2 separate regions of the Mus musculus genome follow, and region 2 is linked to region 1. Evidence: chromatin loops called from intact Hi-C (ENCODE). Cell type or tissue: gastrocnemius. All regions are shown on one strand. Each heading gives the region's core, and the rest is flanking DNA. Links, peaks and the distances in the headings are about the cores only. Region 1 holds the start of Gck (glucokinase). Region 2 overlaps Ankrd36 (ankyrin repeat domain 36).

The links. Hi-C counts contacts between places; a loop is a spot of excess contacts. Peaks named below come from ENCODE experiments on the same cell type or tissue, not always from the same donor. Only the 100,000 strongest peaks of a DNase experiment are listed, where the experiment ranks them.
Region 2: a loop joins it to region 1, with 3 times the contacts of the local background. A loop is called at or near these places in 2 of 42 quality-filtered maps.

Annotation. Positions count from the first base shown.
Region 1 is chr11:5,908,229-5,923,270 of GRCm38, reverse strand. Gck (glucokinase) reads left to right here and starts at 8,136. Exons shown (of 10, transcript NM_001287386.1): 1 at 8,136-8,304; 2 at 12,247-12,409; 3 at 12,839-12,993; 4 at 14,069-14,188. The coding sequence starts at 8,260. It overlaps Gm11967 (predicted gene 11967), which reads right to left and starts at 8,004. Exons shown (of 2, transcript NR_166847.1): 1 at 7,875-8,004; 2 at 6,509-6,937. In gastrocnemius, for the core only: no CTCF peak of the experiment used is centred there; DNase peaks (open chromatin) are centred at 6,916, 7,297 and 7,706; H3K4me3 peaks cover 2,021 bases; H3K27ac peaks cover 2,500 bases.
Region 2 is chr11:5,653,051-5,668,092 of GRCm38, reverse strand. It overlaps Ankrd36 (ankyrin repeat domain 36), which reads right to left. Exons shown (of 27, transcript NM_023816.3): 24 at 7,255-7,450; 25 at 5,566-5,740. Among named protein-coding and RNA genes, the nearest start is that of Mrps24, 47 kb to the left of the region's middle. In gastrocnemius, for the core only: no CTCF peak of the experiment used is centred there; no DNase peak of the experiment used is centred there.

The sequences.
Region 1 (15,042 bases), core at 6,566-9,065:
TGCCAACACGCCTGGCCTTTAAATTAAGTTTTGTTTGGCATACAAAGTAATGGGTTTCATTGTGCTATCGCCACACACACACCTGATTCTACCCGCCCTTTGATCCACGACAAGGTAATTTTGTTATAGTATTGGGAGAGAATTCAGCTTCCTTCTTATGTGCATGGATGTCAAATTCACACAACATCTTCTACTGAAGAGATTGGTTTTCGTCCCCTGTACTGTCTTAGCACCTTTGTCAAAACACAAGCCATATGCAGGGAAACATTGTTACTGGGCACGCTACTCTGTGTCACTGAGATGTCTGTCTGCCATTAAGCCAACATCTATCATGATACTCTTGGTTGCTTTGACACTTTGTAGTAACTTTGAAACTGGGACTATTTGGTGTGTTGTGTTGTGGTTTTTGTTTTTTTTTTCAAAATTGTTTTGAATATTCAGGGCTCTTTGAGATTCCATATTGATTTCAAAATAGGAGTCATAATTTAGAGAGTTAGGAAGTGCGGAGCACCCGTGGATCACGTGGGGCAGTGTGGTTTTCCCAGGGCTAGTGTCTTCCATTTGCTGAGGTGCCCTCCTTCCTTTCAGCACTGGTTTGCTGTTGTGATGACTTCCTTATCAAGGAACTCCTTTTTGGTGCTGTTGTAAATGGAGTTGCTTTTACATGGTTTGTTTTTGTTTTTGTTTTTGTTTTTTTCAGTTACTTGCTACTGGTGTATAAAAATACAACTGACTTTTGTGTAATTTTTATATCCTGCAACTTTGGTGAATGAGAGGATTTTTACGGATTAGCTGTGACCTTCTACAGATACGGTGATGTCTTCTGAATTAGAGGTAGTTGAAGGTCCATTTGGAAACTGTAGAAAATTTATAAATTCAGCCACTTGAAAATAGCAGACTCTTTTTTTTTTTTCACAGTTCTGGAGTCTGGGGAGTCCAAGATCATTCTGTCATGTGGTCAAGGCCCGTTCCTCAAGTCTCATTTTCAGTATCACACCCTGCAAGGTCTAGAAGCTCTTGGGACCTCTTACATAGTCGAATCCCTGATGGCTCTGCCCTTGTGACCTAATTAGCTTTGAGAGGCCTCACCCTAAGATCATCCCACTGGTAATTAGGATTTTACAGATGGACACTGAGGGTAAAACACATCAGCACTCCAGCCCTTCATAGTTTGGTTATCTTTTATTTGTTTTTCCTTCCCCAATTGTTCTGGCTAGAGATTTCAGTACTGTGCTGTTTAGAAGTGGGTCTCTTTGTCATGTTCCTGACTTAGTGGAGAAAAATGTATTTTACTGCTGAGTATGGCATCAGCTGTGTGCTGTCATCTGTGCCACATGAAGTGACATACTCACAGGTACCTTGAGCTTTATAAGAACGACAACTCTATCTTCTTAAGATGTCCTAACCCACGCTGGGTCCCTTCTCAACCAAAAGGGACCCAGCTTTCTGTCTAGAATATCTCCCTGTAGCGTTTCCTATAGGGCAGGCTTACAGGGGACTCATCTATCTGTTTCTGTTCATCTGAAATATCTTATCCTTTCTGTGGGAGACTAGTTTTGGAGACCACGGAAGCCTCAGTTACAGCTTTTTCTTCCAATGCTTTAAGAATGCTGCTGGCTGGCCCCGGCAGCTTCTGATGAGAAACAGCTTCCCAGTCTCCCTGAAGATCCCTAATGTGGGTAGAGCAGGTTTCAAGCATCTCTTTGTCTTTTGACACTGTGACTACAATGTGTCTCAACCAGGGTCACTTGGAGTCTCTCCTGCTAGGAGCTCCACTGTGTGTTTGTATTTTTCATTAGACTTGGAAACTGTTTCACCACTATTTCTCCAACTATTCTCTGCCCCTCATCACCTTCTTCTCCTTCTAAAAGCAGTTGTCTTTATAATGACATGCTCGATGGGTCCCATGGGATGGTCTGCAGAGGTCTGCAGAGATGGCTCAGTGCAGAGGACTCAGGTTTGATTTCCAGCACTCACGTGGTGGCTTACAAGGTTGTCAGTAAATCCAGTCCCACGGGATCTAGTGCCTTCTTTCTGGCCTCTAAGGGTCCCCAGCGCGCACGTGGTACATGCACAGACATACATGCTGTTAAAACATTCCAACATATAAAATAAAAATAGATAGCTTTAAAAATCTGCCATTGAGCTCTTCAGTGACGTTTCCACATCTGTTATGCTTTTAAGCCCTCAGATTTCTATTGCGTTTTTAATACCTTCCATGCTTTTATGATGGACCATCTCTTATCTGTTGATCTGTTGATACATGTCTCTCCTGACTTCCCCGAATCCTCCATCTACTAATCATGTCTAAGACATTTGACTCCAGAGTCTGAATTCCTGATTAATAGTTTCCTTCTTTTTTTTTTTTTTCGTGATCCCTATTTCTTCACATACTGTATCAGAGTTCTCTGAAGAAACATGACTGATAGAATTATATATTAAAAGGGGATTTACTAGCGTGGCTTACACCATATGGTCTGGGTGATGCAACAGTGCCTGTTGGTCACACTGGAGAGGCTGAAATTCTGATAGATACTCAAGTCTAGATATCTCCACTGTCCTGGAATGGGGCTGGAGGAAAGGCTGACTCCTGGAGAGGCCCAGCTCTGATATCAGTGAAGAAAGGCAACTGCAGTGGGCAGCAGCAGAGTAGATGAAGTTGGCATCAAGACAGAACCGCTCTGCTCCATTCCCACCCAATTCTCCGCCCCTGCTCCCGCCTCACATTCTGCCCCATTCCACGCCCCGCCCCCTCGCCCGCCCCACGCTTTGCACTCTGTCCCGCCCCATTCCGTGCTCCGCCCCCATGCCCCATCTCCACCCCATGTAGAGTTCTGGCTTCTCAGACCTTCATCCCCTCCTGCTCTCAGAGACAAGCAGACTAGCCACCATATCCCCTCACCTGCCAGCGGAAGCCGACGCCTCCTTTACATCTGTTTCCCACGGAAGCAGCTCTGAGGTTGTTTCCTGACCCATGTGCTTAGCCCTAGAATGCACCCTCCACATCTAGTCCGGAAGAACAAAGTCTTGGACAAACGATCCCAGCACCTGGAAGGTGGCAGTATGAGGATCATGGGTTTGAGGGCATCATAGCTATACAGCAAGACAAAGGAGGAGAAGCAAGAGGTGCTTAAATCTTAACAATCTTGGAATTAGAATGGCCTGGGTATGAATCCCACTGAGTGGTTTGAGGCTGGAGCATCCTTCTAAACCTCTTAAATGTCATGGGCCTCAGTCTCCAAAGAGCATACAACCTGTAATTTGGTCAAAACTCTGCCACAGCATCCTACAAAAGGTTGTCGATGATCTCAGGTAGCTGTGGCATTTGTCAGGGTGGGTTCTGCTGTCTCTTAGTCTATCTCCCTCCTGTTCTCCATCCCCAACACCCTGGTCACAAACCATTTTCTACCGTCTGACACCTCCCACTCACCAGGCCTATGGCCTGCCCCTTTACACAAAGGCCCGGCCAATTTCTAGTTCACTCTGCGCTAAGCAAACACTTGCAACACTCATTGGCCTCCATACCCCATTGCATCAGGGTACCTGTACCTGGAACTAGACTAATACTGAGGGCAGCCAGAGAACAGGCCAGTTGGGGGTGGTCTGGCATTGTGGACTCCCTGGCATCTGCTTCATTTCCCTCTAGATAAGGAGCCTGGAAATGTGGCCAATTTAACTGAGAATCTGGGCCTTGGACCTTTTGTTCAAAAAAAAAAAAATAGCTATACCTCTCTAATCTGTTATTTTTTAAACTTAATTTTAAAATAATATTCAAGTGATGTGTGCTGGCTCCTGCCTTTACTCCCAGCACTTGTAACAGGGCAGGTGAGTCTCCATGAATTTGAGGCCAGCCTAGTCTACATAACAAGTTGAAGAAAATACATATATATATATATATATATATATATATATATATATATATCATATTCACATCATTATGGTATAATATTTGTCATATTTCCTTCAACATGAACATCATCAACATCTCCTTCTCATCTCCATGGCAAAACTACAGCATTAACAAACAATATAAAAAAGAAAGTACCATTTGCTTTATGTTAGCAACGTGCTAACAAGCCCAGTTATGTTTTTAAAAATTACTTTCAAGACGTGGAGACTTAAGACAAGTGGACTTTACTCTCCTGCATGGTTTCTGTGGGTCCAGCAGGTGGTCTGCCTTTTGGTCTCTCCTGAGATTTAGTCAAGGGAGTGGCTGGGCAGCAGCATCAGGGAGTAGGCTTGTGGCTGGTAGATCTGCTGCCAACATGGCAGATTATCAGTGTCTTCATTTTTTCCTCCCAATGTTATGGGGACACCTTCTTCCCATGTCATGTTCTCACCTGATGGCACTTGGCCTCCCTCAGAAGGAACAGACTAAGAGAAAGACAGGAACCACAGTGTCTTGTGGCATAGCTGCCATCATTTCTGCAAAATCCTATCCGTTACCCAAGACAGACCTATGCACACAGGAGGTATAGCCGAAGCGTATGCCAGGCCAGTGTCTAGTAGGAAATTGCAGGATGGTAGCTGCAATCCCTTTAAACAGACAGTCATTGACATCTTTGCATACTGTGTTAGTTACCTTTGCTGTGACAGTGTCTGCTAAGAAACAACTTAAAAGGAGTCTTATTTTGGCTTCTGGTTTTAGGGGACACATTCCATCACGGCAGGGAAGGAATAGCTCTAGGTCACGAGGCAGCTGGTTTCACACTGAGTCCACAGTCAGGAAGCAAAGAGAAGGCAGGAAGTGGGATTGTTCTGGGGTCTGTTTAAATCCAATATAACTCAGACACCAGGCCAGTGCATATGATAAAAATGTGTTAGAATCAAGCCAATACTACTGTATCAGAGCAGCAGAACAGACTCTGGAGTTAAACCATAACAGTGAGCCAGAATATTTAAGCTCACAAATCACAAACATCTGTGCCAAGTTACATTTCCCCATCAATCAGGATGGGCGTTGATTCCTGAGCCTGAGAACCTGAACTGGGTTTCCCCTTGCCAGCAAGATGGAGGCTACCCTTGAGATGACAACTCAGACAACTCTGCCCTAACTCGAGAAGCTGTCCAGCTGTGGGAAAGTCCCCTAGCACCTAGCACCAATCTCCCCTAGCACCTAGGACCTTGAACTTAGTTTCCCCCAAGACTAAATGGAGTCTGAAAACAAAATGGCAGTTCTTTAAACAAGTTTCTTTTGCTTGTCCCTAACAGGGTCTGGCTATCAAACCATAAGGCCTGCCACCCAGGGACTCACTTCCTCTAGTGAGGCTCCACCTCCTAGAGGTTCCACAACATTCCAAAGTAGATAGCACCCCCAGTTGCGAGGGACATTTCATGTGCTAACTTTAGAGATCAGCCTGACAAGCTGGAGAGAGGGCCTGTCACGGGCTGTTCTTCTGGGTTCCATTCCAACACCCATATACATTTAAAAAAAAAAAAAAAAAGAACCAACCTTACCTTTTTAAAAACTATTTTTGTCTTAAAATTTTAACTTATTATTATTATTATTATATGTGCTTATGGCACACTTGTCCAGCTCAGACAACAGCTCTGTGGAATACCCGCTCTATGGTGTACACACATGAGTGCACACACACACAACCATGCAGTTCTCTCCATCTTACTTTTTCTTTATTTTATGCTTTTGGATGCTTTGCCTGCATGTATGTCTCTGCACTATGCGTGTGCCTGGTGCCCAGAGAGGCTAGAAGAGGGAAGTGGAGTTATAGAAAGTTGTGAGTTATTACCATGTGGATGCTAGGAGTTGACCCTGAGTCCTTTGGAAGAGCATCAGAGTTCTACACTGCTAAGCCATCTTCCCAGCCCCCTCTCTGTCATCTTTACGTGGTTCCAGAGATCAGACTAACGTCACCAGGCTTCCATGGCAAGTGCTCTACCTGCTGAGCTATCCTGTCAGCTTTCACGTGACCTTTGTTACGACTGCACGGAAGTGCTGCCCAATGCTGTGATTATTATTTTTTGATACTAGAATGAATAAGCTTGATTATCAGTTACTATCCTTGTCCTGCTGATACCTTGAGGTAAATGAATAGAAAATGCAGCCACGTGTATGAAATGACTTCTTGAACAAGGCACAGGGACCGGGGTGGGGGAGGGGTGCTCACTGAGTAAGAGCACTTGATGTACAAGTGAGAGAAACTGAGTTTGAATCCCCAGCACCCACGTAAAACCCAAGCATGGCTCTGCATTACTAATACACCAGAAGTTGGAGGACAGGGACAGGCAGAGCCCCGCAGCCAGCTTAGCTGAAAACATAAACTTCATGTTCGCTTCTGTCTCAAACAGAGAAGATGGCAAGTGATAGACAAGACACACATATTCTCCTCCTTTGGCCTCTTCTGCATGGCAGTGCATAGGTGCATGCACGTGCATATGAACACCACACACACACACACACACACACACACACACACACACACATACACACACACACACGCATGCTTGCATACACATGAGAGGAGAAAAAAGGAGGTGGAAGGTCACCAACTAGGACAGAAAATGGTTCCTTCAGTTTACTCACTCCCTCTATCAAATGAAAGATGAAGATGGGAAAATGCTCTAACTCATGGCTGCAAGGCTCTGTTTTTCTCCAAATCCAAGCAGACACAGTGTTCATGCAGCTTTCCATGTCCTGTGCGTCCATCATGAGATCTCATCCCTAAGGCACCTTCTGTCCTGTCCCCTCCTCTCCAGTCGTGACTGTTGAGTGTAGGAAGAACATCGAGCTACGTGTCCTTACTGCAGAATGGTACTCCTGGACGAGGTGGATTCACAGGGGGGGGCGGTGAGTTGCCAGAGTTGTCCTGGGTGCTTAGCCAACTAGATCCCATTCTTCCCTCAAAGGTGCAGTGACTGGAAAGAGACCACGCCCTGGGACATGTTCTGGGAGGATGCTTGCTGCTCATGCGCAGTCTGGCTGAGACAGAAATCCGCTCCGTTTGTCTCTGGCTTTGCATTGGTTCACACCCTTCCTCCCACCTCCCAGAGATTAGAGCTTGAAGATTTGCCTCCTCCTCCTCCTCCTCCTCCTCTATCCTCCTCTTCCTCTTCCTCTCCTGTGACTTGCCCAGGAGATGGGAGCAAGGCTCCCAGGCAGCTCCAAGACCAGCCACCCCAAATTCAGGCATGAGCTCAACCCCCAAAGCAAAAGGGGCTCAGAGCCAGGGGTTGGGTAGTCAGAGGCTTGTCATATGAGGTCTGGTGAGGCCAGCTTTGCTCTATTTTGGGAAAGTGATCAATCGTGTCAAGGGGTGACCATACTGGCCAATCTTGGGAAAACCTGGCATTCTGACAGGCACCCTATGTACCCTGTCATACTTGCCAGTGGCAGCTAATTTTAGCAGGGCTTGGAAATGCCAGCAAGTGCAGAGTATGTTGGGGTCACTCCTGGCCAAACCCAAAGAAAGGTCTAGGAGGTGTCTGAACCCCGTAGAAGAGCCCAGAATGTCCTGAGCATTGCTGTCACAAAATTTAACGGCCTCTTCTATTCTATTTCTTGCTGTTTGGGTTAAAGGAAATTTAAGAAGATTCCACAATAGTTAAAAAAAAAAATTGTTTTACTTGCAGGGGAGGGGGTGTCAGGGAAGCCAGAGGACCTGAATCTTCTCCAGCTTGTATGTGCACAGATGTCCTTCCCATCTGCCCCAGTCCATGCCGTGACCAAACTCTCCCTTCCACAAACGCTTGGCTTCCTTCCTTCCTTCCTCCAGCTTCTCCTTCCCAGCCAAGTTCTATGGTGGAGCCCCAGACTGTGTGGCTGTGCATAGCCAACCCTCCATAGGTGAAACCCCATGAGGATCTCCACTACCCACAAGTCTGAAGCCTCACTGGCTCACACAGCTCCTCGTGCCTACCTGTTTCAAAGCATCCGATCATCATCTTCTGTAACAAGTCTGGAAGGGGGCATGTGAGTGGGCTAGCTCCAGCCACTTCATCAACCTCTCCACAGCAGCTCCAACCAGTGTTCAGAGAACATGGTAGCCTGTCTCATAGCCCTGTCCCTGTGGCCTTTGTCAAACCTGATCCCACGTGGTTCTTTGTCCTGGCCCTGGCCCTGTCCCTGACCCCGTGGCAGTAGGCAGGGTATTTTAGGAGCCACCTCTCAGACTGACCCATTAGTGCAGAAGTCCTTGGCTGCCTGTCTTTTGCAACACTCAGCCAGACAGTCCTCACCCACAGCAGGTGGCCTCGGGAGTCAGGAACATCTCTACTTCCCCAACGACCCCTGCTTATCCTCAGATGGCTGTGGATACTACAAGGAGGGGAGCCCAGTCGTTGACTCTGGTAAGGGCCCCTCACAGGCCAAAGGCCTTGAATTGGGGGAGACCTGGAGGGCAGCATGCTCAGGTTGGAGAGAGGGATTGGTTCAAGGATGAGTGCGATCCTGTAGGAGACCTGGATTTGTCCCTTCTTCCCTGTATCCCTTCTCATTGGTGCTACGATTGTCCAGCTCTTGAGGAGTCCACCAGGGCTTGTTTCTGGAATGACAGTGCCTAGCCTCGGGATGTTTTCTGAGTGCTGCTCATCTCTAAGGGGCACCTCATGGCTGTACTCAGTAGAGTGTGGGGCTTTCTTCTCCAGAAGTATGTGGATGGCTGACCTAGGGCCACTCACTCCTTTGTATAAAGCCACCATAGGACCTTGGAAAAGAGGATCCAGGCTAAGACTGGACATGCAGGTGCTGACACTGTCTCTGGACCTTCAGAACTGTGGCTTTTGTCTGTAGGCTGCTATGGCCCTTGTCCAGATCCTCTGGGGTCTACAGTTCCCTGGGGCTACCTCTCCCACTGCTAAGATGGTAAACACAGCACTTGATGGTGTCTTCTTTTTTTCCTGCATTATAAGGTGGGCAATCAGAGTGTGCTCAGGGATCTGACCCTGCCAGCTCTATCCCTCCCACTTTTGCTATTAGTTCCCTGTGACCTAATCCAGACTTGTATAAGAACATCTCCATGCTAAGGGCTTGTTTCCCCACTGTTTCCCTGAACTGTGTCTGCACACAGCCAGCCATACATACTTGAGGCAGCTATGTGCAGGCAGATGGGTTGCTTAGATTGGTTTCCCAGGATGCCTAATCCCAGTGGATCCCTGCTGCAGCTGCTCAGGCTCGTCCATGTGATCCTCCTAGTGTGTCTCTTCCTAAACCCCCTAGACCAAGCTGTCACCAGATGTCTGTATGTTCTCTAGACCTTACCACATCTCTGTCCTGTGTGCACTGTCACAGTACACAGATTCTGGAGACAGCCTAATGCCACCCAGTTCCACCCTGTCTCAAGAAGTCCGCATTCTGTAGCCAGGCGTCTCTAGCCTTCTCGTGGTTGTCGGGGTGACTCCTTTCTCCCCTCTATGCAACTTCCTCACTTTCTAGGAAAGTGAGGAGCTGCACCCCTCAGCCCACCCTGACACCCACTTCCTTGCCTCACCACCCAACTCAACTCTACTGTCATGTAATTCTCTTCCGTGACTCTCCGTGAGCACTGGCCTCGTGTGGTACTGTGCTTGGACAGATAGACAGACAGACAGACAAACAGACAGACAGCAAATGCTCTCAGCTCTTCTCTAACATCCCACACACCACAGAGCACACTGGCTAGAACTGGCATCAGCTCAGGAAACCTGCCAGTGCTCTTCAGGGGACTCAGGAGAAGGGAGTCCTCCCACAGGAAAAGCCCTATGTTTGCTCGTGGCCATGAACCTTGGTTATGTGTCCTGTGACTTTTCAGACAAGGCCCACAAGAGAATCTAGTGAGCTACCAGGGTCTCCCTGCAGCACGAGGTACTTCTAGAGACACGTGAGAATGGCTAACTGGACACCTGCCAAAGCCAGCTCCTGAAGTCCTGCAGGAAGGATCCCAATGGGCGAGTGTCGGCTCCGAGTCCAGGCTTCTGCTTACAACCCAGCTCCGCACTCTTGGCTCTGTAGGCTCTGCACACCGTGGCTTTGTGGGGGTGGGTTGTAGAGTGTGTGTTTAGCAACCCTGGATTGTCTTGGAATGATTCAGGAATATGGAGTGTCCCAGGGATACCCACGATAGGCCTGGCCCACAATCCTTGCTCATGTGCACAATGCACAGAGGCTGTTAAGACTGACACAATGCCCATTTCCCCTCCCAAACCCGCAGCCTGAGGGCTGTGAAGCCTCTCCCCAGGGTTGCACACTGAGCTGGTGCCAGGAGTATGGGCATCTTCAGACCCAGTGCACACGAAGAGGCGCTGTCTAGCAGAGCCCGTTAGCTACTGCAGCCTAAGCCTCTTCCAGCACCCACCCTCCGACCTGCATCGCCTGCATTGGGAAAGACAACGTGGGGAATGCGAGGTGTCCTTCTAGCCACAGTGGTCTGGGTCAGTATGGGAAGTACTGAAGCCTAGCTGGTTTGGCCAAGGCTCAGAATGAGGGTTCTGTGGCCAGGTCCTACCACTTGGGGGCAGCCTCTCCACTTCCCTAAAGCCTCCTGAGCATGCAGACCTAGTTTGTTGGAGACTTCTGTAGAAGGACCTCAATTTTAAATAAATTTTTAAATGTTGGCAGATCCACAGGCCAGGTGCAGTTCTGTTTATGAGAGTGGGGCTGGGCTCTCAGAAGGTCCTTTCTCACTTCCTCAATGCCAGAAAATTCTACCCCCTTCTCTGGAAAACTGCAGAAGGTGGCATGGTGGCGGTATGTGTCTTGGGTTTCTTCGGCATGGCCTTGTGAGTGAATGCAGTGTCTTAGGGGTTTTTTTTGTGGGTCTTATTTCATTGTAGAGGAGGTCCTGTGTCCTTCCTGTGATGTGTTCATATATTCTATGTCCTGAAGTTGCTGAATCAAAATTAAATTTTGATAGAGACAATACCTGGTCTTCTGGACATTTGGCATCAGTTTGGCTTCAGTCATGTCCAGGCCTTCAAGGTACAGTGACATAGAAACTGCAGAACCTGGGACCATCCAGGACACGTGCTCTTTCCAACATCTGTATAAAGATGATGGCACAAACATATTGGCCCTGCCAATCCCTCGCCACAGTGAAATAAGAAACAGCAGGTACCATTCGCTACATTCTCACCAGAATGCTCTAAGCTCTGGACAAGTTCTCCTCAACTCCAAGAGGAAAGTACAAGTCACTTGGAGCCCTCATCAGCCAGAGTCCAGCCATGTATTTACCCCGTCACCCTGAGCCATCTCCCTAGCCCTCATCCTTTTCAGAGACCCCAGCCTAAAGTGTTGGCTTCTTTTATGGAGAATCTTGAACTGAAGGCAACCTTAACCCTCACCTTCAACCTCACCCTCAGCCAGGGCCCAGGCCTCTACTCACTAGGAGGGACAGCCATTACAGAGAGGCAGGGATGGGGCCCACCATGGCCAGAGGATTGAACCCTTGTTAAGATCAACCCTCCTTGTTCCCCAAGACCAAAAATATCTTATAATTGGGTCCCTTTTGGTTTTTGGTTTGGTTTGGTTTGGTTTGGTTTGGTTTGGTTTGGTTTGGTTTTTGAGACAGGGTTTCCTGCCACTGACTCCCAAGTACTGGGATCAAAGGCATGTGCCACCACACCTGGGCAGTCACTGGGTTCCTTTGTACTGCTGTACCTGAAAGGAGAAGACACGTGTCCTGTGGCTGCTAGTTCTCAGGAAATCTTACAAATCTAGGAAAGAAACAGAGGAGGCCATCCATATGCAGGAATGGCAGTGTTGGATCTGAGCTATTCACACACAGGTCTCCCATGTCAGTATCCAGAGTGCCCTCCCTCTCCACTTAAAGCCTGCACACTGTGGGACGCCATGCTTTGCTAGCCAGACCCGTTTGGCGCTAGAGGTCACTCCACCTACTCTAGTCTTGGCTACCCTGTGCATCCTGACTGGCCTATTCATTCCATAAAGCCTTACAGCAGAAAAATATTGGCTCTCTACAGTGATGCCAGCTCCAGTTCTGCCTCACCAAATCCCACGTAGAGCATCTTCTCCCCTCATCCACACTCTTAGGGACAAGGGGAGGCAAGTTAAGTCATCGTGCTGCCAAGGTCCTGTTAAGGGCAAAGGCTACCCATCTCCCTGGGATCACCACCCCAGAGCTCCCAGGCCAATAACCATTGAAGGTCTGGCCTTGGAATGTTTGAAATCAACGATGGTAAATAGTCTGAGATGTAGACCATCCTGCATCGGGAGTCAGAGGACCAAAAGAGACCCTTGGTGTGTGGTGGCTTCTAGCGGCAGCCATAGCTGCTCCCATCCCCTCCCTCCCCGAATAGGTAGAGCAGATCCTGGCAGAGTTCCAGCTGCAGGAGGAAGACCTGAAGAAGGTGATGAGCCGGATGCAGAAGGAGATGGACCGTGGCCTGAAGCTGGAGACCCATCAGGAGGCCAGTGTAAAGATGTTGCCCACCTACGTGCGTTCCACCCCAGAAGGCTCAGGTACCTCAGGGCTCATCTGTCCCTAGACAGGACCCTCTAGGCAAACGATGACATCCCCGAATCACTGGACCTGCGTTTGTCCAGCTACCTGAAGCCCTGGGGTGCTCAGGTCCAGCCTAAAGATATCAGTCCCTAGGAGAATTGGCCTTTTTGTCTCTGAGGTCACCTGGGGAAGCTCCTCCTCTTCTAGAGTCTGGTCTGTCACTCTAGGTCTTGTGTAGCTCCCTAGGTTCTGGCTGCCTCTACCTAAGGCAGGGTTTTCCCGCTGGTGCTCCTACTTCACCTTTGACCCTTCCACAGGTTGCTCTAGCATTACCCCACCCCCAGTGTCTAGGCTAGCATCCCCTCAGCCACGTTGTCTGGGCTCCCCAGACCTAGTCCACCCGTCAGGTGGGCCACGAGACTGAACATCTCTCCCTTTGCCTGCAGAAGTTGGAGACTTTCTCTCCTTAGACCTGGGAGGAACCAACTTCAGGGTGATGCTGGTGAAAGTGGGGGAGGGGGAGGCAGGACAGTGGAGCGTGAAGACGAAACACCAGATGTATTCCATCCCCGAGGACGCCATGACGGGCACTGCGGAGATGGTGAGCAGCCAGAGGGGCTGGCAAAGGAGGGCTAGGGGTCAACGTCACCCAGAACCTCAGGAGAATTGGTCCTGATGGGAGGGTTCCAAGGACAGGAGTGATGGAGGTCCACCCAGCTTCAGAGACTCAAGAAGGTGTCTCAGAGGCTTAAAGTATCCCAAGTCCCAATCCCAGCCGGCCCAGAACAAGAAGGGGCTGAAGAAAGGTCAGCAGCAAGAGAAAACCCCAGCTCCTGTTCAATTTCCTAGTGGAAAATCAAAGCTTAGGACTGAGCAGCCAGAACCATACTTGCCCCTCCTTCCTCACAGGCCGCCATTACCCAGCAACAGGATATGCCAAGTGGCATGGCCGAAGCCACATTGCCTAAGCAGCAAAGGTCCCTAAGCATGAGAAAGACCCAGATGGGAGACCAGGAAATAGAAGGACCCGGGTTAAGATAGAGCCCCCCACTGACATCCCCAGGGACAAAGCAAAACCCTTTACCAGAGGGGCAACCAGGCAAGAGGTCGCCTATAGCCACTCAGCCTTCCCTTAGCAGACCTTGAACCAGGCATGTCATGACCCAGCTCCCTCATCCATCTGCAATGTGTCAGCAATGCCCAGTGATTGAGTGGTCCCACTTGAAGGGATTAGGATCGGCCTTCAGCGGGGGCAGGGGGCCAGTATACCTGGGAAACAGCAAAAGAGACAGAAATCATAGTCATAGCTAAGAATGGACTCCACCCAGAGCTTCACAGGATAGTCATCCAGGTTTAACACCAGCCAGTCCTGTGCTGTGTCACCTTGCTCTGGAGACTGCAATGTGCAGGGTGCTCCACCCAGGGAAGTGTAAGGCCTTAGTCCTGTTGAGAAGCAAACTCTAGACAGGTCCAGCATACAGTTGCCTCCCATTGTCCCTAAGAGTGTGGATGAGGGGAGAAGATGCTCTAAGTGGGAATTTGGTGAGGCAGAACTGGAGCTGCCTCAGGGGTCAAATGTCTTAACATCTCCAAGAGACACTTTGGTACAGTTCCTGGGGAGAGAGAACTGCTACTGTCCCAGCCCTGACCTAATGCCACACTGGTGCAACTCCTAGCTCTTTGACTACATCTCTGAGTGCATCTCTGACTTCCTGGACAAGCATCAGATGAAACACAAGAAACTACCCCTGGGCTTCACCTTCTCCTTCCCTGTAAGGCACGAAGACATAGACAAGGTGAGCAGGTGGAGGAGAGAGGAGATGAATGGGTGGAAACACTTGGGAAGAACTCTGCCGAGACTGCCTTCAGTTGCAGCTCCCCAACCCATGCCGAGTGGGGATTGCAACTGTGACCCCTGTCACTTCCTATCAGTAAAGCTTTGGCAAATAGACATAAATCAGTTGATTCTTACTGTGTGGCAAAGCCTCTCAGGAGACATGCTATGGTCACCCCAGTACCGATAATGAAACAGGTTAAGCAAGTCGCTTGTAGTGGGAGGTGGCAACAGGCTGTAAGAGTGAGGCCCAGTTCACCACAGAGCAGAAAGATACCAAGCTGCTTCACTCTGAGTCAGATGTGGGAAAGTTCTGAGAATCTACCCACCAGCAAGCACAACCTTATGAGTTACATCACAAAGACACACACAGACACACATAGACACAGACAGGCACACACATAGACACAGACACACAGACACAAACACACACAGAGACACAGACACACAGACACAAACACACACAGATACAGACAGACACAGACAGACACACATGCACACATACACACACATACTTCAATGTAACTTTTATTCTCCTGATGTAACTGTTGTCTGGAGGCTTACCACCTCTGTCTGCTAACCTAGGCCTAGTCCTGGAAGCTTCTAGCTTTCATACAATCTAACCTAGGCATAGAATATTTTCAGCCTCTGGGAGTTCCTGCTGAATAAGCTCACCCTTTCTTGTTCTTTCTGAACTCTAGCTGGCTCAACTCAGCTGTTCTTGCTCAAACTTCTCTCCAAGCTGACTGATTCAATTTGGCTTCTCTCTCCTCCTCTCTTAAATTACTCTGCATGGCCTCAAACTACCTCTAGCAA
Region 2 (15,042 bases), core at 4,143-6,642, 250 kb after region 1:
TATTTATTCTAATATCTGAGCAAGTAGACTGCATAGCAAAACTAGCCAGAAGGAATAAAGATGGTCACTACATGATTATTAAAGGAACAATTCACCAAGATGATATCACAACCATAACCATACCCATACCATCACTTGTACTTTCAATTTTATTAAAGACATTCTACTAGGTCTAAAACTACATATTAGCCCCAATGTACAGTGACAGTGGGTTACTTCAATACTTTATACTCATCAATTGACACATCATTTGGACAAAAACTAAATTGAGGAATACCAGAGTTAAATGGACCAAACAGATATCTATAGAACATTCCACCCAATCACCAAGTCATACATATTCTTTTCAGTAGTTCATGGAACTTTCTCCAAAACTGAGCGTGTATTAGGACACAAGTTTCAACAAATACAGAAAAATTGAAATAACATTTTGCATTCTATCTAATCACAATGAAATAAAGTTAGATATCAGCATCAAGAGAAACTGTAGAAAGTACACAGATTCAGGAGGCAGAGGCAGGCAGAACTCTGAGTTCAAGGCTAGCCTGGTCTACAGAGTCAGGACAGCCAGGGCTATACAGAGAAATCCTGTCTAAAAAAAAAAAAAAAAAAAAAAAAGGAAGGAAGGAAGGAAGAAAGGAAGAAAGAAAGAAAGAAAGAAAGAAGAAAAAAGGAAAGAAAAAGAAACATTAATATAATTGAATAAAAAAGAAATCAAGAAAATAAAAAATTCTAGAATTGAATGAAAATGAAAACATATTATTCCTATATCTATAGGACACAAGAAGGTGGTCCTAATAGGAAATTTATGATGCTAATGCTTACCTCAAAAAAATTGAGAGATCTCTAATAATTTAATAAACACACTTTAAGACTCTGAAAAACCAAGAACAAACCAAAAGGAAAAAACAGTAGATGGAAAAAGAGAATTAACTAAAAAGAAATTAATAAAATAGAAACAAACAATTAAATGAAGAGTTGGTTCTTTGAAAAGATAAACAAGATTGACAAACTCTTAGCTAAATTAGCAAAAAGAAACAGAGAAAAGATACAAGTTAGTGAAGTTCAGAAATGAAAGTGAGATGACATAGTAACAGAAACTTATGAAATGCGGAAAATCTTAAGGACATTTTTAAACCTCCATTCCACTAAAATTAAAGAGATAAATAAACAATTTAAACAGATCTATAACCCAATAAGAATGAAACAGAGGGCTGGTGAGGTGGCTCAGTGGGTTAGAGCACCCGACTGCTCTTCCGAAGGTCCAGAGTTCAAATCCCAGCAACCACATGGTGGCTCACAACCATCCGTAACGAGATCTGACTCCCTCTTCTGGAGTGTCTGAAGACAGCTACAATGTACTTACATATAATAAATAAATAAATCTTAAAAAAAAATCATTTCTTTAAAAAAAAAAAAAAAAAAGAATGAAACAGAAATAAAAAGTTCCCCATATTAGAAGAAGCCCAGGACTAGATGGAGTCATTGTAGAGTTCTACCCAAACTTCAGAGAACTAATGCTAATACTATTAAAATTATTCCATAAAATAGAAAAGGAAGAAAGGCTTCCATACTCTTCCTATGAGTCCAGGATTACCCTAATACTGAGACCAGATAAACATAACATCAACCACAAAAGAAACTCAGACTGCCTCTTTAAGTCTGACCATAGGCATAGCAATTCAATAAAATACAGACAACCTGAGTCCAAGATTATATCACAAAGATCATTAATCAGAGTCGAGTTGATGATTCCATAGATACAGGAATGATTCACCAATGAAAGGGGTGGAGGGAGCACAGCTCAACTTAATGAAGTATACAACACACCTATAGCCAACACTGTGATAAATGCAGGGATGTACCAAAGCACTTCACAGAGACCAAAGGCAAGACAGGAGTGTTGGCTTTTCCACTCCGATTGGACATAGTGCTTGAAGTCTTCACTAGAGCACTAAGGTTAATAAATAAAAGGGATGCAGATGTAAAGCAAGAAGCCAACAGATCCGTTTGTAGACAACATGTTCTGTATATGAGAAATGCTAAGATGGCACCAGGAAACCCCCAGAGGGGATAAACACAGTAAAGTGGATTCTGAAGACAGAAATTGAAGATGCTACCAAAAGACGGAGAGACCTCCCATGCACGTGGGCTGGTAGACGCAATACTGTGAATATGGCCTTTTTTATCAAAAACCATCTATAGATTCAATATAATCCCTATCAAAATTCCAATGCAGTTCTTCATAAAAAATAATCTTAAACTTCACATGGAAGTACAAAGGCTCTTTGGCAGCTAATGCAATTCTGAACAATAAAAACTCTGCTGGAGACATTGCCATTCCTGAGCTCAAGTTTTATTACACAGTAGTGCGGGTACAGAGCCACGGCACTAAGAATAGCTTGGAGCTGGTGCAAGAGTGGACACAATAATCAGTGGAACAGAACAGAGGACCCAGATATAAGCCAAATATGCACAGCCACCTCATTTTTCCACAAAGATATAAAAATCATATCTTAGAGAAAAAACAGGACTGTTAACAAACTGTGCTGGGAAAACTGGATATCTACACAGAGAAGACGGAGACTTGATTTTTCTCTGTCATCATGTGCAAAAGTCATCTGTAAATCAATTTTAAGTAGATCAAAGATTTTAATGTTAAGTACAAACCCCTGAAACTTCTGGGAAAATGTATAGGGAGGGCAAGTCAGCATATAGGACGACATGCCAGGATATAGGGTCGGGAAAAGGCTTTCTTAATGGGACCCTGGTTTCCTGGAAAATAGGACCAACAATCTGTAAGTGGCACTTGATGAAACTGAAAAGTTTCTATACTTTAAAGGAAACTGCTCATTGCACAAAGTACTCAGAAGAGTAAACAGTGAGAAAACAAACCACCCAGTTTAAAAGTGGGCTATAGAACTGTACAGAGACTTCACAGAAGAAATACAAGTGACTGAGAAGTACTTGAAAAAGTATTTGCCATTGTCAGCCCTCAGTGAACTGCAAATTAAGACTACTTTGAGATTCCAACTTAGCCCAGTCAGGATAGCTAAGATTAAGAAATTAACAGATGGCGCTGGAGAGATGGCTCAACATTAAGTGCATCTGCTTTTACAGAGGTCCTTGGGTTTAGTTTCCAGCACCTGCATGGCAACTCATGTATATGTGTAGGTGGCTGAGGGAAAGATTATCTATCAACAGCCTTATTTCTCAGCTGTCAAACCTGTGAGCTACAGTAATGACTTGTGTGGACGCCATGTCCACATGGCATGAATGTTACGGTTTAACCAATGGCTTTCTGAGTTGATATAAGGCCTGATCTATAGGAGAAAGTTCATGCTCTACTGTAAATCTAGCCAAGAACCCATGGCTGGGCCATCATAGATTCAAGGGATGAGCCTACAACTATTATTCTGCTAAATGGGCACAGCAACAAACTGGCTCAAAGACTATATCTCTATCCCCATACATTAGTGCAGGTCTCAAGCCTCATTACAGAGGGTTTTTTGTTTTTTTTGTTTTTTTTTTTTTTATGCAGTGGATGGCTATCAATGTAGAAACTTACAACTCGCGTAAGTGTGTGTAATTTAATAAGCATCAGTGCAGTCCTCAGGCACAAATGGGACATCTATGTTACACCCCATCCTCCAAGGCTCAGGGACAACTACTGCAGTGGGGTTGGAAAGCTTTTAAGAATTAGAGGTCCAGGAAGACCAGTGTAAAACAGCGTCTTCTGGATATGACAGGACCATTGCAGTCATGATGGTGATTTATCAGATAGAAAATGCAGGGTTCCCATTTGCAGCTGTAGTGCCTTTCCAAGACCTGTCAACAAGCCAGTCAACACTGTAGCATGGTCAGGGCCTCACAAACCTGGGCCGAGGAGCCATAGAGTTTATGGCTTTGGAGGGGAAGAAGGGTCAATTTTCTTAAAGGGTTAGCCATGCTCCAGTGAATGGCCCCACGTCCATGAATCTATGGGCAGCGCAGATAGAGGCGGATGAAAGTTGGATGGAATGGAGACGTTAGGAGGGGAGGTAAATCTGACCAGAATGAATTTCATGCACGTATGAAATTCTTTAAGAATAAAAGTGCTATACATTGAAACATTAAGATACATTATATAAAACTGCATTGGCATTCCTGTACGAGTTAGATAAAGTTAATAAAATGAGATATATAGATCTAGGCCTGAGGATGTGACTTCGGAAGAGTATCTGCTATATTACAGAATATTATGGCTTTCAATGGCTGTGCACATTGAAATAAAATTGCTGTCTTCTTAAATGGAGGGAGTTCTTGGAAAATGGGACTCTGTTGGTTTTATTTTTCCTCCTTACATAGTAGGTGAAGTATACAAATTGCACATAAATCTCCATAATAGCACACGAAAGGAGGTCAAATCATTGTTCCAAACTAGAAAATCTGTCTGTAGATAGTAGATTTTTAAAGGAAAACATTGAAAGCCTTCTCTTTGAGTTAGCTTATCATGAATGCCATGATTCAGACAGACAAATAGAGTTAAATTAAGAACGTTACTGTAACTTGGGAAATGGAAGGGGGATATCACGAATTCAAGACCAGTCTTGGTTATGTATCAGGAGTAAAGATGACTCAATTCAACATTGCCGTAACCCCTCCCACATCTGTCCATTATACGCGTAAACTTAAGGCTCAAATTTCCTTCCTTTTTCATGATACAAGTGCATATTGGAAAACGCCTAAACATCTCAGACCTCCTCTGTGCTTTGTGCGATTGCTACTAAATCTTGTTGCAAAGATGATTTGCCTCAATCCTGTCTTATGAGACACTGGCATTTTGTTCTTGAGAAACTTGCAGCCAGGCTCTTTTGGTCCTCCGATTCCTAGAGTATCATTTCACTGAGTCCAGTTGTGTGTATGCTCCCTAACTCCAAAGCGTCACAGTAGAACTTTAAAATGAGGCCCCGGAAGCAGGGGGGCCGTTCCAAGGATGAGCGCTTTACAGGAATCACCGAAGCTGCGTGAATAAGCAAATTTGTCAAAGCGCAGAAGCAGCTGCAGAAATGGGCACAGGTAATACTGCTACTTATAGAAGATCTAACATGATTCACTACAGATCCAAACATCAATAGCCCACAGTTTACTATAAAACACTAGATGGTCATCCTGGTGGCAGTTGGCTAAACTCCAGCAACCCTCTAGTCCTCCAGCCAGGAACACGAGGTGAACACTATTAGATGCCAAGTTTATAATTTGTAAACTTAGCTACTAATGCCTTCATGTAACATTTTTGTTCTAAGCAATTCAAGAATGGATGGCGTGGCAACATTTAGGTCAACACAGGAGAGCTCTGCCTGGTGTCCCAGAGATTATACTGTCAAGTGATGATGTGCAAGGCTCAAGTTAGTGTAATTCACACTTTCACATTTTCATAGTGCTCAATTGGCAAGTAATACCTTCTCTTTCTGATCATTTTCTGTTAGTCACACATATGTATCTGAAAACATATACAAAATTGGAGTGATCTAACTAATACTATCAAACTCTCAGGAATATGAAATTTTACTCATAACTGTTTACCTGTCTCAGGTCCTTTTCTAGGGCCTTCAGTTCTGCGATCACTGTCCTGATTTCAGAGTGCTGAGTCCACTCCACACTCCCACCACATTGCTCCTTTTCCCTTTGTAACTGTGGCTTCTTTTGTTGAAACGTTAACTCAGCATTTTCTTGTTTCTCATCTTGTTTTAAGGGGAACCTAGAGTATTGAAACACATTGCAACTCATTTTGAGGAAAAATGGTCATTGTGATTTCATTATACTAACAAATAATCTACCTTCCAAACAATTGAATAAATTGACTTTGAAATAAAATTTCACCACCATAAAATTTGCCAGATGTGCCCCAAAATGATTCACATCGTAAAGGAGCACCCCAGGTTAGGCACCACCCAGGCCCGGAAGAGTGACTCCAGCATCTGCTCTCTCACCTGACTCCAGCATCTGCTGTCTCTCACCCTGCTCTCCTTAACATTCCAACCATAGCCCAATGCTCCTTATCACGTAGGAACCTTGATAGTCTTTTGTGGACAATACATGGTCCAACCATTTAGTAGCAGTGAGTAGTTCTTTAACATAGGAATCTGAGTCAACTATGGATGTATGAAAGAGAAATGTGGAATAAATGAACCAGTGTCCTCTATTTCTTTTTGTATTTCATTTGTGTTAACAGAAGTGCAGATGGGGATCTAGCTCATCCTCAGGCTGGTCATTCATGGTGCCCTTTGTTGGGTCCGTAGCACAGTAAATGAGTAATTAACTAAAGAGAACAGTTGCATCAACGTGAAAGTGGCTGCGTTGAGAAGTAATGACTCCTTCATGCTCTATGGATAAAGCTGTAAATGCATATTAGGCTTTTCTTAAACAACAAGTAAGATGTATTGATCCAAGCTTTAAAAAAGATTCCTACACTTTGAACCAGTAATGTATATGAATGATGTTTTCAAAATATTTAGAGGGGCTGGAGAGATGGCTCAGCAGTTAAGAGCACTGACTGCTCTTCAAAAGGTCCTGAGTTCAATTCCTACATGGTGACCCACAACCATCTGTAATAAAAGCTGATGCCCTCTTCTGGTGTGTCTGAAAAGAGCTACAGTGAACTCACATAAATATAATAGATACATTCTTTAAAACAAAACAAAAAATGTTCATAGCCAAAATATTTAGAAATTCAGAAAACAAAGTCCAAATGGCATTTCTTGCATTAACTGTAATAGGAAAATATGAAAGTGAACATAATTCTCATTCCTAAATGAAGAATTAACAGCATAGCCACTCGAATTCCAGTTTTGAAGATTATGAATTCATTTATTTAAAATATTCATATTCAAATGAGGCAGTTACACTTTCCTTAATAATTACACAACACACTCCATGGGACTGAGAATGTTCTTCTCCTAGAGCACTAGACCATAAGCCAGCCATTGCCTGTAGGCCATACAATATGGTGGTGAAAGTGTTCCTCTGAAGCTAAGACGTCATGGCACTGGAGAAATGGCTCAGTGGCTAAAAGCATGGGCCATCCTTGAGAGGCCCTGGGTTGGATTGCTACCCCATAGGGAGGCTCACAGTCATCTGTAACTCTAGTTCCAGACAATCTGATGCCCTCTCCTGGCCCCTGGGGTGTTCCATGCATGTGGCACATAGATACACATTTAGGCAGACAGACACACATATAAAATAAAAGATTTAAAACCAACTAAGACACCATGCCTCAGAGTGCAGAGCTTGTCCCATGCCACTTCTTTATGCTGTGACCAGGTTTTTGTTTTTTTAACTTTTGTCTGTTCTCTCATATTTCCCATTTTCCCAGGTTTTCTTGTAAGCAGTTCGCAGTGACTATTCTTCAGCTCTATCAGTCTTTCATCGGAGTGAGTTGTGTTCCAGAGCTTCAATGGGCTGTCAGAACCTGTAGGAGAGAAGATAGCATGACAACAGATTATGTGTGAGTGTATTTTGCACACAGGGACTGTATTTTCACAGTCAACCACTCATATGTTGAGAAGTAAGCACTCTATACCTGTAGTAAAGAACACAGTGTTAAATTCTGCAAATAAAACAAATGAGTCCTTGCGTGATGGATGTTCTTGATTGCCAACTTGATTATATCTAGAATTAACTAAAACCCAAATGGCTGGGTACACCTGTGGGGAATTTTTTTCTTAATTAAAGCATTTGAAGTTGGAAGACCCAATTTCTAATCCAGATCCAGAGGTGGAAAGATCCACCTCTAAGCCACTTTTGTAGTGGGAAGATACTACTTTTAATCTGGGCCACACCTTCTGCTGGACAAAAAAAGGACATGGAAGAAGGAAGCTCTCTAGCTCATTGCCTGCTGGCAAGTCCATTCCTCCAATGGCATTAGAGGCTACTTTGGGATTCCAGCATATACTGAAGACCAGCTGAGACATCCAGCCTCAGGGATTGAACAACTACTGAGTCCTTGGACCTTTCATTAGCAGGCAATCATTGTTGGGCTAGCTGGGACACAGCCCCTAAGCCATTCTAATAAGTCCCCTCTATAAGTTGTTACCCTAGAGAACCCTGGATAATATACTTGCTTTTGTCTAGTTTCAAAGCTAAGGGAGAAAAGACACAAAATGAGCATTATATATTCAGATAGATGCTGTAGGAAAGCAGTTCTATGAGAACTGATCTAAAATGAGACCAAAGTAGATTTTTCCGTGGAGGAAAAAGTTACACTGAGAAATAGAGGATAAACAAAATGCCAAAATATTACAACTATTAATATATATGTATTTATATATTTTAAGGCATTTTTAATTAGATACTTTCTTCATTTACATTTCAAATGCTATCCCCAAAGCCCCCTATACCTTCCCCCCCGCCCTGCTCCCCAACCCACTCACTCCTGTTTCCTGGCCCTGGCATTCCCCTGTACTGGGGCATATGATCTTCGCAATACCAAGGGCCTCTCCTCCCATTGATGGCTGACTAGGCCATCCTCTGCTACATATGCAGCTGGAGACACAAGCTCTGGGTGGGGGGGTACTGGTTAGTTCTTATTGTTGTTCCTCCTATAGGGTTGCAGACCCCTTTAGCTCCTTGGGCACTTTCTCTAGCTCCTCCATTGGGGGCCTGTGTTCCATCCAATAGATGACTGTGAGCATCCACTTCTGTATTTGCCAGGCATTAGCATAGCCTCACAAGAGATAGCTGTATCAGGGTCTTATCAGCAAAATCTTTCTGGCATATGCAATAGTGTCTGGGTTTGATAGTTGTATATGGTATGGATCCCTGGGTGGGGCAGTCTCTGGATGGTCCATCCTTCCTTCTCAGCTCCGAACTTTGTTTCTGTAACTCCTTCCATGGGTATTTTGTTCCCCATTCTCAGAAGGAACAAAGTATCCACACGTTGGTCTTCCTTCTTCTTGAGTTTCATGTGTTTTGCAAATTGTATCTTGGGTATTCTAAGTTTCTGGGCTAATATTCACTTATCAGTGAGTACATATCATGTGTGTTCTTTTGTGATTGGGTTACCTCACTCAGGATGATGCCCTCCAGATGCATCCATTTGCCTAAGAATTTCATGAATTCATTGTTTTTAATTGCTGAGTAGTACTCCATTGTGTAAATGTACCACATTTTCTGTATCCATTCCTCTGTTGAGGGACATCTGGGTTCTTTCCAGCTTCTGGCTATTATAAATAAGGCTGCTATGAACATAGTGGAACATCTGTTCATATTACAAGTTGGAACATCTTCTGGGTATATGCCCAGGAGAGGAATTACTGGATCTTCCGGTAGTACTATGTCTAATTTTCTGAGGAACCGCCAGACTGATTTCCAGAGTGGTTGAACCAGCTTACAATCCCACCAATAATGGAGGAGTGTCCCTCTTTCTTCACATCCTCGCCAGCATCTGCTGTCACCTGAATTTTTGATCTTAGCCATTCTGAATGGTGTGAGGTGGAATCTCAGGGTTGTTTTGATTTGCATTTCCCTGATGATTAAGGATGTTGAACATTTTTTCAGGTGCTTCTCAGTCATTCAGTATTCCTCAGTTGAGAATTCTTTGTTTAGCTCTGTACCCCATTTTTTAATAAGGTTTTTTGATTTTCTGGAGTCCATCTTCTTGAGTTCTTTATATATATTGGATATTAGTCCCCTATCTGATTTAGGATTGTTAAAGATCCTTTCCCAATTTGTTGGTGGCCTTTTTGTCTTATTGATAGTGTCTTTTACCTTACAGAAGCTTTGCAATTTTATGAGGTCCCATTCGTCAATTCTCGATCTTACAGCACAAGCCATTGCTGTTCTGGTCAGGAATTTCCCCTCCTATGCCCATATCTTCTAGGTTTTCCCCAACTTTCTCCTCTATAAGTTTCAGGGTCTCTGGTTTTATGTGGAGTTCCTTGATCCACTTAGACTTGACCTTAGTACAAGGAGAGAGGAATGGGTCGATTCGCATTCTTCTACACGATAACAACCAGTTGTGCCAGCACCATTTGTGGAAAATGCTATCTTTTTTCCACTGGATGGTTTTAGCTCCCTTGTCAAAGATCAAGTGACCATAGGTGTATAGATTCATTTCTGGGTCTTCAATTCTATTCCATTGGTCTACCTGTCTGTCGCTGTACCAGTACCATGCAGTTTTTAATCACAATTGCTCTGTAGTACAGCTTTAGGTCAGGCATGGTGATTCCACCAGAGGTTCTTTTATCCTTGAGAAGTGTTTTTGCTATCCTAGGGTTTTGTTTTGTTTTGTTTTGTTTTTTTATTCCAGATGAATTTGCAAATTGCCCTTTCTAATTCTTTGAAGAATTGAGTTGGAATTTTGATGGGGATTGCATTGAATCTGTAAATTGCTTTCGGCAAGATAGTCATTTTTACTATATTGATCCTGCCAATCCAAGAGCATGGGAGATCTTTCCATCTTCTGAGATCTTCTTTGATTTCTTTTTTCAGAGACTTGAAGTTCTTATCATAAAGATCTTTCACTTCCTTAGTAAGAGTCACACCAAAGTATTTTATATTATTTGTGACTATTGTGAATGGTGTTGTTTCCCTAATTTTGTTCTCAGCCTGTTTATCCTTTGTGTAGAGAAAGGCCACTGATTTGTTTGAGTTAATTTTATATCCAGCTACTTCACTGAAGCTGTTTATCAGGTTTAGGAGTTCTCTGGTGGAATTTTTAGGATCACTTATATATACTATCATATTATCTGCAAATGGTGATATTTTGACTTCTTCCTTTTCAATTTGTATCCCCTTGATCTCCTTTTGTTGTCTAATTACTCTGGCTAGGACTTTGAGTACTATATTGAATAGGTAGGGAGAAAGTGGGCAGCCTTGTCTAGTCTCTGATTTTAGTGGGATTGTTTCCAGCTTCTCTCCATTTAGTTTGATGCTGGCTACTGGTTTGCTGTAGATTGCTTTTATCATGTTTAGGTATGGGCCTTGAATTCCTGATCCAAGACTTTTTATCAAGAATGGGTGTTGAATTTTGTCAAATGCTTTCTCAGCATCTAACGAGATGATTATGTGGTTTTTGTCTTTGAGTTTGTTTATATAGTGGATTATGTTGATGGATTTCCATATATTAAACCATCCCTGGAATGAAGCCTTCTTGATCATGATGGATGATTGTTTTGATGTGTTCTTGGATTCGGTTAGCAAGGATTTTGAGTAATTTTGCATTGATATTCATAAGGGAAATTGGTCTGAAGTTCTCTGTCTTTGTTGGGTCTTTATGTGGTTTAGGTATTGGAGTAATTGTGGCTTCATAGAATGAATTGGGTAGAGTACCTTCTGTTTCTATTTTTTGAAATAGTTTGAGGAGAATTGGAATTAGGTCTTCTATGAAGGTCTGATAGAACTCTACACAAAACCCATCTGGTCCTGGGCTTTTTTTGGTTGGGAGACTATTAATGACTGCTTCTATATCTTTAGGGGATATGGGTCTGTTTAGGTAATTACTCTGATCCTGATTTAACTTTGGTACCTGGTATCTGTCTAGAAATTTGTCCATTTTATCCAGGTTTTCCAGTTTTATTGAGTATAGCCTTTTGTAGTAGGATCTGATGTTTTGGATTTCCTCAGGTTCTGTTGTTATGTCTCCATTTTCATTTCTGATTTTATTAATTAGGATACTGTCCCTGTGCCCTCTAGTGAGTCTGGCTAAGGGTTTATCTATCTTGTTGATTTTCTCAAAGAACCAGCTCCTGATTTGGTTGATTCTTTTTTTTTTTTTTTTTAAGATTTATTTATTTATTTATTTATTATATGTAAGCACACTGTAGCTGTCTTCAGACACTCCAGAAGAGGGCGTCAGATCTTGTTACAAATGGTTGTGAGCCACCATGTGGTTGCTGGGATTTGAACTCTGGATCTTCGGAAGAGCAGTCGGGTGCTCTTACACACTGAGCCATCTCACCAGCCCTTGGTTGATTCTTTGAATAATTCTTTTTATTTCCACTTGGTTGATTTCAGTCCTGAGTTTGTTTCCTGCCATCTACTCCTCTTGGGTGAATTTGCTTCCTTTTGTTCAAGAGCTTTTAGGTGTGCTGTCAAATTGCTAGTGTACGCTCGCTCTAGTTTTGGGGTTTTTTTGTTTGTTTGTTTTTTTTTTTGTTTTTTTGTTTTTTTGGGAAGCACTCAGAGCTATGAGTTTTCCTCTTAGGGACTGCTTTCATTGTGTCCCATAAGATTGGGTATGTTGTGGCTTCATTTTCATTAAGCTCTAAAAAGTCTTTAATTTCTTTATTTCTTCCTTGACTAAGGTATCATTGAGTAGAGTGTTCTTCAGCTTCCACGTGAATGTTGGCTTTCTATTATTTATGTTGTTATTGAAGATCAGCCTTAGTCCGTGGTGATCTGATAGGATGCATGGGATAATTTCAACGTACCTGTTGTACCTGTTGAGGCCTGTTTTGTGACCAATTATATGGTCGATTTTGGAGAAGGTGCCATGAGGTGCTGAGAAGAAGGTATATCCTTTTGTTTTAGGATAAAATGTTCTCTAGCTATATGTTAAATCCATTTCTTCCATAACTTCTGTTATTTTCAATGTGTCTCTGTTTAGTTTTAGTTTCCAGGATCTGTCCATTGATGAGATTGGGTGTTGAAGTCTCCCACTATTATTGTGTGAGGTAAAATATGTGCTTTGAGCTTTACTACAATTTCTTTAATGAATGTGGATGTCCTTGCATTTGGAGCATAGATATTCAGAATTGAGAGTTCATCTTGGAAGATTTTACCTTTGATGAGTATGAAGTGTCCCTCCTTATCTTTTTTGATAACTTTGGGTTGGAAGTCAATTTTATTCGATATTATAATGGCTACTCCAGCTTGTTTCTTTGGACCATTTGCTTGGAAAATTGTTTCCCAGACTTTTACCCTGAGGTAGTGTCTGACTTTTTCCCTGAGGTGGGTTTCCTGTAAGCAGGAAAATGTTGGGTCCTGTTTATGTAGCCAGTCTGTTAGTCTATGTCTTTTTATTTGGGAATTGAGCCCATTGATATTAAGAGATATTAAGGTAAAGTAATTGTTGCTTCCTGTTATTTTTGTTGTTAGAGTTGGGATTCTTTTCTTGCAGCTGTCTTTTATTAGGTTTGTTGAAGGATTACTTTCTTGCTTTCTCTAGGGCATAATTTCCATCCTTGTGTTAGTGTTTTCCCTTTATTATCCTTTGAAGGGCTGGATTCATGGAAAGATGTTGTGTGAATTTGGTTTTTCCATGGAATACTTTGGTTTCTCCATCTATAGTAGTTGAGAGTTTTGCTGGGTATAGTAGCCTGGGCTGGCATTTGTGTTCTCTTAGTGTCTGTATAACATCTGTCCAGGATCTTCTGGCTTTCATAGTCTCTGGTGAGAAGTCTGGTGTAATTCTAATAGGTCTGCCTTTATATGTTACTTGACCCTTTTCCCTTACTGTTTTTGATATTCTACCTTTATTTAGTGTATTTGTTGTTCTGATTATTATGTGTCAGGAGGAATTTCTTTTCTGTTCCAGGCTATTTGGAATTCTGTAGGCTTCTTGTATGTTCATGGGCATCTCTTTATTTAGCTTAGGGAAGTTTTCTTCTATAATTTTGTTGAAGATATTTACTGGCCCTTTAAGTTGAAAATCTTCATTGTCATCTATACCTATTATCCTTAGGTTTGGTCTTCTCAGTGTGTCCTGGATTTCCTGGATGTTTTGGGTTAGGATCTTTTTGCATTTTCTTTGATTGTTGTGTCCATGTTCTCTATGGAACTTTCTGCACCCCAGATTCTCTCTTCCATCTCTTGTATTCTGTTGCTGATGCTCTCGCATCTATGGTTCCTGACTTCTTTCCTAGGGTTTCTATCTCCAGAGTTGTCTCCCTTTGAGTTTTCTTCATTGTTCCTACTTCCATTTTTAGATCTTGGATGGTTTTGTTCAATTCCAACACCGGTTTGGTTGTGTTTTCCTGTAATTCTTTAAGGGGTTTTTGTGTTTCCTCTTTAAGGCCTTCTATCTGTTTAGCAGTGTTCTCCTGTAATTCCTTGAGGGATTTTTGTGCTTCCTCTTTAAGGGCTTCTATTTAGTAGTGTTCTCCTATATTTCTTTGAGTTATTAATGCCCTTCTTAAAATCCTCTATCAGCATCATGAGATACAATTTTAAATCTGAATCTTTCTTTTTAGGTGTGTTGGGGTATCCAGGACTCACTGTGGTGGGTGTACTGGGTTCTGATGATGCCGAGTGGTCTTGATTTTAGTTAGTAAGATTTCTTTCATTTGCCTTTTGCCATCTGGTAATCTCTGGTGTTAGATGTTCTAGCTGTCCCTGGCTGGAGCTTGTTACTCCTGTGATTCTTTAGCCTCTGTCAGCACTCCTGGGAGACCAACTCTCTCCTGAGTCCCAGTGGTGAGAGCACTCTCTACAGGCAAGCTCTCCTCTGGCAGGGAAGGTGCCCAGGGGTCTGAGTCTCAGCTCTGTCTCGTGGCTGAGGATAAAGTCGAGAAGGGTCCCTGTCCAAGAAAAGAAGCTCTGTTGCTTCTGCTGCCCACGTGCTCTCCTGCATAGACTGGTCTCAGTGATTCCAAGATTCTGGGTGTGCTAGGGCCTGCCTTTGTCCTTTGACCCTGTTGCTGCTAGCACAAGACCCTCTGGGCTTTCTGGAACAGATGTTGTGTTCTACTCACCAGTGATTTAAAGGTCCTGGGTGTGCTAGGGTGTCTACAGTGTGGAGAGTCCTCTGGGGACCTTGGAACCCTCCATTGAGATAGTGCCCAAGATGGTGCAGGGGTGGGGCCGACTGGAACAAACCCCAGCTATTGGTTGGGCAGGTATCCTTTGTCCTTGTTCCTGCTAGCACAAGACCCTCTGGGTTTTTTGGAACAGATGTTGTGTTCTGCTCACCAGTGATCTCAAGATCCTGGGTGTGCTAGGATGCCTGCAGCGTGGAGAGTCCTCTGGGGACCTTGGGACCCTCTGCTGAGATCATGCCCAAGATCACAAAATATATTTATAATAGTGTCTTAGTCAGGGTTTCTATTCCTGGACAACCATCAT